Linked DNA regions of Homo sapiens: region 2 is linked to region 1. The links are chromatin loops, found by intact Hi-C in ENCODE. Cell type or tissue: stomach. All regions are shown on one strand. Each heading gives the region's core, and the rest is flanking DNA. Links, peaks and the distances in the headings are about the cores only.

Region 1 (5,384 bases), core at 77-5,076:
GAGAGTTTATAATGTTGGGGTGTATAAGAAGTTGGTAAGTAAAGGCAGAAGAATTACTCTAAAATGAACCATGAGGGAAGAATTGCTAGAATCTGGTTATTGTATGATGATGATGATGATGATGATGAGGATGAGGATGAGGATGATGATGATATGCAAAAAATGAGACTTATGGAATGATACTGTCATTAAGAATAGGACAAATGGTCACCTATATCCCTGGGTGATTCAAGCACAATCTTTAGTAGAGGTCTGTTTCTGGCTCAGTAGTCCTGGGGTGATTGCAGCCCCACACAGGCATCCTAGGCCAATATCTAAGATACTCCCTTTTGTGTATTTACACATTCATTTCACAAATATTCATTGAGCATGCCAGGACACAGAAATGCGTGAGACATCATATTGCCTGTGTCTAAGAAATTAACTTATCAGTGTGATAGAAAGAAATGTAAACAAATTAACAAGCTATAATATTGGTTTTATAATCTGGATATGGGGCACTATATCAAAAGTTCTTAATCAAACTCAATAATGACCTTTATGTTGCTAAATGAAATAGTTCTATGTCCTCATCTTACTTGCCCCATCAACACCGTCTGACACAGTTGATTACTGCCTGTTTCCGTGGTATGTTCTTTCCTCGGCTCCCTAGTTTGACTCCTGGCTTATTGCCTATTCCTCTGTAGTATTCTTCCATGACTCTTCTTCACCACCATGACCTCTCAGCATTGGAGTGCCTCAGAGCTTACTGCTTGGACCTCTTCTCTATCAATACTCACACCTTGGTGATCTCATTGAATGTCTTGGCTTTAAGTATCTCTATGCTGAAGACTCTTACATTGGGTCTGAACTTTTCTCCTGACCTGCAGGCTGTGTAACCAAACATCGAACTGCCCTCCTCATGGATGTCTACTAGGCATCTCAAAGTTGACATGTCCAAAAGCCAACTCCTGAATATCTTCCCCAGCTCCTCCCACAGTCTTCTTGTCTTCATAATGGCAGCTTCATCCCTCTAGTTGCTCAGGCCAACATGCTTGGACTCATCCTCACCTCCCCTCCTTCTCTCACACTCCAGAGACAATCTATTGGCAAATCTTCAGGCCTTGTTGTCATGTGATAACCAGGAGCTCATCCCCTCACCACTTCTGAACCTGCCCATGCCATGGGCATCTGCTTGGAGAGCTGCAAGAATTCCTACCTGTTCTCCCTGCGTCTACACCTGCTCCTTACAGCCTCATCTTAACAGAGAAACCAGATGATCTTACTAAACCTTCCACTCCCTCTTCCACTCAGACCCTGCTGCTCATCTCACTCTGAGAAAAAGGCAGCGTCTTTCCAAGGCCTGATTCCCTCTTCAACCCCAGATCTTCCCCTGCTCCCTGTTCTCCTGTCACACCAGGCCCCTTGATGTTTCTCCCACACATCAGGCCTGAAGTCATTCAATGTGTTACATCTGTGTGATTTAAAGACCCATCCCTTCAAATGCCTGAAAATTTCTGAGAATATGAAAATATCCACCTTGGAAACAGCAAATGATGTCTCCTGCCTTGAAGATGCCCCTTCCCAGCAAAGCACAGAGAGTGACCTGATTTGCCTCAGCCCTTTGGTGTTGGATGGAGGGCAGAGGGAAAGTGGAGGAAATGGCTGTCCCGTGAAAGCTGCTCACACTCAGCTCCTGAAGACCTGACCTGGGCATATGCTAGATGATAAGACAGTTCTTGACCTCAGCGGCTCATGAGAGAGATGCTCCACTGAAAAACCCTGCTGGGCAGGATGCAGTGCCCAGTTAAAGCAGCAAGTAGACCCACATATCAGAAAAGAAAAATGAGAACAGAGTTAGATGAGCAGATTTATCAAACCCTGTAATTGTAGAACTTATCAGTTCCAGGGCAGCTGTTTTCCCTTTGAAAGGGTTAGAGAGGGAACATTCTGCTTCTTGGAAACACATCTAAGATGATCTAAATAAGGATTAAACATATACTCCCAGCCCCAAGTAGCCTGCCAATATGAACCCCAAAATATAAATAAAGTTTGAAGGGAATGAAAAGCCTTTTTAAAAATGCTTAAAATGTGCCAGATACTGGGAGGACTATTTTACATAAATTAGCTTATTTAATCTTCACAACAACTTTCAATTGTTCCCATTATGCCTACAGGAGATTAGGTAAATTGCCTCAGGACAGTGGTAAATGACAGGGTCAGGCCTATTGACCTCCAAAGCTTTGTGCCTCCACTACATCAGGCACTGTAGACAGGTAAAGGGGTGTGGGCACTGTCTCCCACATAGAAGAAGGCTGAGGACAATGTTGATTGCCCCGCTGAACATTTCTCTCCCAACTTGACGGACTTCTCTGTTCCTCTCTGGGCCACCCGTTCGGTAAGCGGCTGTGGATCACAGCCACTAGAGGGCAGGCATGGCATGAAAAGCCACCAGCCCTTCCCAGCTCCTTTTCTGGTCTTGCTCAGACCAGGGCAGCAGGAAGAGGCACTCCTGCGACTGCAGAACAAATGACAACAAATGGCAAAAATGATCATTTACATTTCTCAAGGCTTTCACAGTCCACAAATCCCTTCCAAGTCACATTTCATCTTTGACACAGCTTTGTCAAGGTAGTTTTTTTTTTAATCATCTTCATTTTACAGAAATATATAAAGTAATGAGATAGATATCAATGATTTCACTTTCAATATTTTTTCTAGACTGCAGAGGCTTTGCTAGAACTGTGGATTCCTCAAGGCAAATTGGTCCATGGGACAAGCAAGCCAAAGCATAGAGGGTAGGTACTTAGAGGGACTGTCCTGTTGAGCCCCTTGCATACAAGTGCTCAAGGAATAGTAATTCACTAAACTAACTGAAGAAAACAGTCTCAAGAACCTATTGTGTCCAGGTCACGACCTTCAAGATTTTACAAATAGGGCTACTTGGGATTATTATCCCATTGTAAAAGCAAGGTGGCCAGGCGAGGTGATTTACTCCTGTAATCCCAACACTGGGAGGCTGAGCTGGGTGGATCACCTGAGGTCAGGAGTTCAAGACCAGTCTGGCCAACATGGCAAAACCCCATCTCTACTAAACACACAGAAATTAGCCAGGTGTGATGGCAGACACCTGTAATCTGAACTATTAAGGAGGCCGAGACAGGAGAATCGCTTGAACCCAGGAGGCAGAGGTTGCAGTGAGCCGAGGTCACACGACTGTACTCCAGCCTGGGCGACAGAGTGAAGACTCCATCTCAAAATAATAATAATAATAATAATAATAATAATAATAATAATAATAATAAATAAAATAAAATAAAATAAAAAATAAAAGCAAGGTATCTACCCTTAAGCCACAAAGTTTTTCAGTGAAAAAAGTGGGACTTAGACTAGTTTTAGAACTCTTTTCACCACATCTCACCATTACCAATAGATCTAGAACCCAGAAGAAAATCAAAGTTCAAAGAGACACAACTTGGTCCTCAAATTCTAGGAGGCTGGCTAAGTTCCACTGGCTGTCACTGAGGTGACAAGTCATCTGTGGTTTGTCCCAGCCACTCGGTTGGACCAGAGTTAGAGAAATCCATTCACCTCACCTCATTTTCAAGATTGTAGCAGGTTACAGATAACAACGCAGCACTGGATGAACACTTTGAAGGCTTCCTGTTCAAGGAAAGGTTAAGAAAAATGAACTCCGACTAGGTGGTTAAAATGACCTACCAGACTAACTAGTAAGAATTTTTATCAAGCTATGTTGATGATAGCTGAACTAAGACAATGGCAAACAATGGTTTGAAACATCTCTGGATGAAACAGTAAAGGAGCAAAGTGTCTTAAAGAGCTTACTCCACTTAATAGTTCTTCATCAACCAGGTTCCAATCTTTTAACCCTGGCCTCTCTGAGGAGACCCATCAACCATACCTCCTAGCCATTCCTCAGCCCAACCCGCTTACTGTGCCTTGTTGAACTGTCGGTTGCTGCCTCTTCAGTTGACATTTCCTTTGGACTATCTGTTTCATTCTCAACTCTGGCTTCACCCTGGGATCGTAGCTTGTGAATGCCCTTAACGCCGTACCCTGACACTTTAGCACCAGTCCACACCCCCTGCGCTTCTAGTTCAGCCCCCAGAGCGCCATGCCGTATGGAACTCTGATCTCACTTTCAGCAAGGAAGTACCCACAGGAAGGGAGCCATTTTTACAGCATCCATTCAACATCATTCAGCAAATGATTCCGCTTCACCTAAGTGGTATTTATGATGCACATTCTGTGCAAGGGTTGTGCTTGGTACAGGTGAGGATATAAAGAAAGTGAAAATAAAAATCCATGTCTTCATGAAGTTAGTCTATTGGAAGTGGGGACAGATTAGAGAAAGTTAATCCTAATATATAATGAAACAGGTTGAACTTCATCATAAGTTTAAAATGCTACAGGTGTCCAGAGGAGGAAGAAAAAACATTCAAGTAAAAGGATCAGGAGAATCCTTGTAAAGGAGTTGACATTTAATAAGTCTTAGAAAGGATCAAAGCGTAGGAACTTTCCAGAGAGGAATAACACCCACAAGAGCATGTACGGGGAAAGCACTGAAAAGGTGTGTAGATTTGTGCAACAGTCCAATGTTGCTGAAGAGTGAGGAAATGGGATTCTGGAAAAGAGTGGGATGCTAGGGAGAAATCCATGTGGCTTCCTGAAATGCCAAGAAGGGGGTGAATGAAACTGATCTTCTCAAACAAGGGGTACAATATGTTCTGACACACCAAGTGTTGAGCAATGTTTAAGTTATAACTTTTCCACCAGGCCAGCTTGTGCTGGATGGAGCTGCCTGTTGCTGACAGATCCACTTCATGAACACTTGTCTGGAACACTTCTCATGTCCCCCATCACAATTCACTAAGCTCTTTCCCTCTGCTGCAAGACATCATAAAACTCCCACCTCTTCTTCCAAACCTTGACTCATTTCCTGGAATCGGGGTAGTAATTTCACCTTTACCATTAATAAATACATCACCTTTGCCATCTCTCAGAGTTCAACTCATGCTCTCTCCTACAACCCTCCCACCCTCCATTCCTGTCAGACACTTTTGTTTATCCTTTGTGTTAAACTGTGGTGATTAAATATTGGTTTAAATATTGATTAAATATTGGTTATGCCTATTTCCATCCCCATGATGCTGTCTGTCTTTGATGGTGGGCTCTCCTTAATGTGGCTCCCCTCCACTGGAAACAAAGGTCAGGAACAACTCCAAGGCCCAGCCTCGTAGACCATTAATTACAAAATAGGTTCTTTTTATGGTTAAAACCTAACATAGTGACAGAAATTAAAACCTCAGGTAAGGAAACTCTTTTAAGAAGTAGCTCAGGAGTGACCCAAGAGGTGGTATCCAGTGATGGATTCATTTATTCAT
Region 2 (5,384 bases), core at 220-5,219, 320 kb before region 1:
CCAAGCATTGGGACTCAGCCCCTGACAAAGCATGGGGTATGGAATAACTCTGATCGCCCAAGATTGTGATTTAAATAATGCTTGCTCATGGCCAGCAAGGAAAGAAGTGGTGATACCACTGCAAATGGGCATGAGATTTGGAACTGGTTCACCCACAGGCAAAACCTCTGAGATGCGACAGTTCAGACCTGAACACTCCCTGGGCTATGTGGAAGTACTTCTGAGACTACTTTGAGGAGCTGTGTGCAGGAGAAACATTCTTCCAACTTTATGAAAATGTCCAGGGCTCCGCAAAAAGGGGGAATTCATACCTGGGAAAGAGATGATAGAGCTTTTTTTTTTTTTAGATGGAGTCTGACTCTGTCACCCAGGCTGGAGTATGGTGGCACAATCTTGGCTCACTGCAACTTCCACCTCCTGGGTTCAAGCGATTCTTCTGCCTTAGCCTCCCAAGTAGCTGGGACTACAGGCACGCACCACCACGTCTGGCTAATTTTTTGTATTTTTAGTAGAGACAGGGTTTCACCATGTTGGCCAGGCTTGTCTCAAACTTCTGACCTCAGGCGATCTGCCCACCTCAGCCTCCCAAAGTGCTGGTATTACAGGTGTGAGTCACCACGCCCAGCTGATAGAGCTTTAAAGACTATTTTAAACTCTGCGTGATTAAAATTCTCAAAGAACTAATGGAAGGAATATATCATGAAATAAGAATGAAAGTTTATAAAACCCCAAACAGACAGCTTTAAACGCAGTTGGAATGATCCAAATAAAAAATATAGTCACTGAAAAAAAAAACAAAAACAAACCTAGCAATTGAATAGAAAATAAACTGGAATCAGAGAAAAGGAGAATTAGTTAAAATTATCTTTCCTTCATCAGACACATTCTATTAACACTGAATTTCCTTGGGCAAATAAAATAGCCATTATGCCACTCGAGAATAATATGGCACAGAACAGTTGGTGATCTGTAGAGGGGCATGGCTAATGGAGATCTGTACCATCATAGCAGAAACCCTTTGGAGAGATATGTTGCAGAATTTATAACATTTTTTAGAATTTTAGAAAGTTAATGCACATGCTATGAACTATATAGTTTCCTACTGACCTGGGGCAAAGTTCCCTAAGCAAACACATGAACATTTTTCTATAGCACAGTGTATGAAATTTTACAATAAGTGCATAAAGAATCTAAATAGCTCCTGGCCAATTCTGACCAGATTTTGTAGGCAAAGGTGATCAACTCAGTTTTCTGAGCTTTCTGGATTTTAGAATTGTAGACAAATCATTGGACCTAGAAAAAGAGAGCACACCAGTATTGAAGTAATACAGAGATACAATATTCATTTGGTGGTATTTGGGCATGTATTCTAGCAAGCAACAGACATGGTGACCACTGGTCGGGCCAGGAGACTGTGGGATAGAGACAAATAATAGAAAGAAGGCAAAGGCCAAAAAAGGGAGACAAAGAAGATCCAGGAAGCCCCTGGGGAGGGAGCTCGGCAAAGACAGGAGGTGATTAGAGACAGGAATACTTAAGGGGGCGAATCTAGGGATAGATGTATTCCAAGGTGGAAATGAAAAGCCAGATGTGACCAATCAGGATGGAGCAGGTGTGAGAGTTACCGAGAATGGGATGTAGCCAGGACAAAGGCAGAGTTGGAGGATATGGGAACTCAGAGAGCAAGAGAGCTGAAGAGCAGGCCCAAGGTGAGCAGAAGGGAGATTTCAGAGGTGAGGACAGCAAGAAGATAGGGATGGGGGTAGGAGGGCGAGACATGAAAATGGAGAAAAGACAGGCCGGGAGAGCATCTGAGACAGATGCCTGCAGAGGCAGGGAGGAGGGGAGAATAAATAAAGATGGGAAGGAGAGGCGAGAGGCTTGAACAGGAGCAAGGGGGCCCGAGTCAGAACAGTGGGAAGGGGGAGGATGGGAAAGGAGGACTAGAACTTTATCAATCACATTGAACATGTTGTAAAGGCTTTTTACTTTGTAATAAAGTTAAATTTTCAATCGCAATTCTTTAATTTTTTTTTTTTTAATTTTGAGACAGAGTCTCGCTCTGTCGCCCAGGCTGGAGTACAGTGGCGCAGTCTCGGCTCACTGCAACCTCCGCCTCTCAGGTTCAAGCAATCTTCTTGCCTCAGCCTCCCGAGTAGCTGGGACCACAGGTGTGCACCACCATGCCTGCCTGATTTTTGTATTTTTAATAGAGATGGGATTTCACCATGTTTTCCAGGCTGGTCTTGAATTCCTGACTTCAGTGATCTGCTTGCCTCCCAAAGTGCTAGGATTACAGGTGTGAGCCACTGCGTATGGCCTCAATCTCAATTCTTTTTACATCTTAAAACACTCAAAAGTCTGTTTATCACATGACTGTTGAATCAGCTGTTTTATTTTCGCTTCGGAGCACTTTTCTGATAACAACATTGACCTTCACTGCAAACTTAATTTTTTAAAATACATGCAAAAACCTGGAAGTACGGGTGAGTAAAGCATATGAGAGGTTTATTTTTTGTTTTTAGATAATTAGGCCTCTAATGCCACTACTACTTCACATGTGAAACAAGCACACTCATTTTACCCAAAGAATGTTGTTATATGTTTACCAAATAAATAAACCAAGCCATTCTGGGCTCTTAAATAGATATGTACTGCTAAAAATTAGTTGCATTTTTTGTTGCATAACTATTTATACAAAATCATTCTTTGCTAATTGAATTTTATTTGGTTTACTATATTCCAGAATAAAAATGTGCCATTTTTCGATACCAACCTATTAGAAAGCAGCATCCCAATTTTGCCTCTAAAATTCACATGGCAGGCAATTTTGTCACTTCAAGTGAGAGGCCTTAAAACTCTTTGATTACATCTGGTCATATTTATTCACAGTAAGATGAACACACGAGTAAGCATCTGTTGTGAGATGTATTTAGCTGGCGTCTTCAGAGATAACACATCTCTAAAGGTTTTAACTCCCATGTTCCCAATCTTTTTCCTCCTCCCTCACAGTGGGCTTCATTCAGCCCGCAAGCAGGTCAGTCTTCGGGATGACTGGCCTGAAACATAATTGATTTTCACAACTATCCACAGCATGAATATAAAGTTGTGAAATTAAAATTCAGATGGAAAACCTTTTCTCAAGTCAGAGTGGCCAAGTGAAACTGACATCCGTAAGAAAGGACCATGCCAGGCATGCCTTGAGTCTGGCCACTAGGGGGCAGTCAAACACTGCTCCCCTCAAAATACTGTTCGGGCCCGGTTTTGGTTAACCTATTTTGGAGGTTAAGCAAATTATTTAAGTAGCAATTGGTAGTTGCCAAGTAGCAGCCTCAATGCTTCATGCTTTTACTTTCTTACATAAGCCCATGTTTTTGATTTGTAATATGGTTCCTAATTTGTCCATTAAGAAATGTTTTTTAAAAGTTTAAAGTTATGTTTAATAACTTTATTTTAGAGATGTTTACTCTTAGAGACAGATACTGTTTTTAGATCTGCCTGTGGCTTTGGAGTTCCCAGTCTAATTACGTTAACGCAAGATAGTTACTAACAATTACATGAATTTTATGGACATATTTCAACAGGTTGAAATTCCACAAAACACAATTGGTAGTTACCAAGTAGCAGTCTCAATACTTCATGCTTTTAATTTCCTACATAAGCCCATGTTTTTGATATGTAATATGGTTCCTAATTTGTCCATTAAGAAATGTTTTTTAAAAAGTAGTTTGAAGCTGGTTAACAGAGATACACAGTGAATAAATTAATGATAAAACACACGTAATAATAATAAGATACATTATGCATAGTTGTCTGTTAGTGCCTGTAGCTTAAGGCAATCACTCATTCCTTAGGCACTCCAGAGTGATGATGGTCAGAGAAGAAAAGACGATCACATAATTTCTAATTTTATGTTTTGTTTAGATCTGGCCTAAGAGTCTATCACAAATATTATTTAAATTAAAAAGACAACCTTTACTCTTAGGCAACTCTAAATGAGCTTTCTTTGGTTACTATGAAAAGCCTTACCGTTTTAATTGTCCACAATTTTGTTGTGAAAAAGAAAAGAGTTTTACTAATTATAGAGCAAATTCTATTATTTTTATAAGTAGGAATAAAATGTCAAAGCATTGATTAATGTGTCTTGCTTTGAAAAGAAATCATTTTAAACATAAAGGTTTAAATTAGTAGTCAAAAGTAATATAAAATTAGAAAATAAAAATTTCCAGGATTATAATCAATAAATATTTGTTAGGTTGGTACTAGGAGTTTGAAATATGGCTTTTACTTAGAAATAAAATCAAACAAAAATTATTAATTGAACTTTTTTTTAGTTTAAAGGGTGACTTTACATTATGGTAAATCACAAAATGTTATTTTAGTAATAGATGTTTTTCATCTCATAAACGGTTTAAGCAAAATCAATTAAATGCATTATGTATAAAAGCAAAAGTATAGTAAAATTGGTTAAACTGTGGTTATAGTCCCGTACATTAAAGAACTTTTTAAGGGCACAGATGAGCTCTATGACATGTCTTAAGAACCTGCTTTGTAGCTGTATATTCTTAAAATTGTATAAAATTGAATATTCAAATGTGGATAGAACATGAACTTCTGAAGTAGGACCTTAAATATAGAAATAGACTGCTTGTTGCAACTGTACTGCATGCAAGGTGAGTTCATATATTGTTTCTTCTTAGTTAATCCTTAGCTTTTCATGTAAGAGATATTAAAATATAAAATAAAAGTCATGCTAGGTGCATGGAGATATAGATTTTAAATATTTGTAGTAAAGTTTTAGTATTATTTTAAATTCAAAATAAAATTTAGATATTTTAAGCCTTTTAAAAATCTTTTGTTTGTTAGAAGTTTTAAAATAATTCCTCATAAGTATTGCATTTTATTTCAAGATTTAAAATATTCACTTGGAATTCACCTAATAAAACTGAATATTTAAAAAACCTAAAACGAATTTCTCAGAAAATAAAAATAATTTCAAATTTTAACCTTTATTCTCAGAGGTTTATCAAAATTCTTTAAGAAAAAATACAAATTAAAATAGAAACATTTTTGAATAATAATAAACCCCAGCAAATCTTGGGTGTGGTTAATAGGTTGTTTATGAATGTATAGGCTGACAACGTATCTTTTTATTTAAAAACAAGTGAAGATTTAGGTTTTATTTTTTGGTGAGCTTTACAATGAAAATGGTACTGACTTGAAACTTAAGAGTTTGACTGAAATAAAAATTTCCACAAATTAAAAACAAAAGAAAATTATCTAAGTAAATGCACTTGTATAGACTTTTAATAACTTTATTTTAGAGAGGTTTACTCTTAGAGACAGATACTGTTTTTTAGATCTGCCTGTGGCTTTGGAGTTCC

The links. Hi-C counts contacts between places; a loop is a spot of excess contacts. Peaks named below come from ENCODE experiments on the same cell type or tissue, not always from the same donor. Only the 100,000 strongest peaks of a DNase experiment are listed, where the experiment ranks them.
Region 2: it touches region 1 in a loop (7-fold over the local background); 93 of 110 quality-filtered maps call a loop at or near these places.

Annotation. Positions count from the first base shown.
Region 1 is chr13:31,421,343-31,426,726 of GRCh38, reverse strand. The region is part of intron 1 of LOC105370150 (a long non-coding RNA gene); the gene reads right to left. Among named protein-coding and RNA genes, the nearest start is that of B3GLCT, 220 kb to the right of the region's middle. RefSeq lists a silencer at 2,398-2,517. In stomach, for the core only: a CTCF peak has its summit at 2,400 (motif pointing right); a DNase peak (open chromatin) is centred at 2,426; H3K27ac peaks cover 335 bases.
Region 2 is chr13:31,740,130-31,745,513 of GRCh38, reverse strand. All of the region lies in intron 1 of RXFP2 (relaxin family peptide receptor 2), which reads right to left. Among named protein-coding and RNA genes, the nearest start is that of RXFP2, 3.3 kb to the right of the region's middle. In stomach, for the core only: a CTCF peak has its summit at 3,214 (motif pointing right); a DNase peak (open chromatin) is centred at 3,223.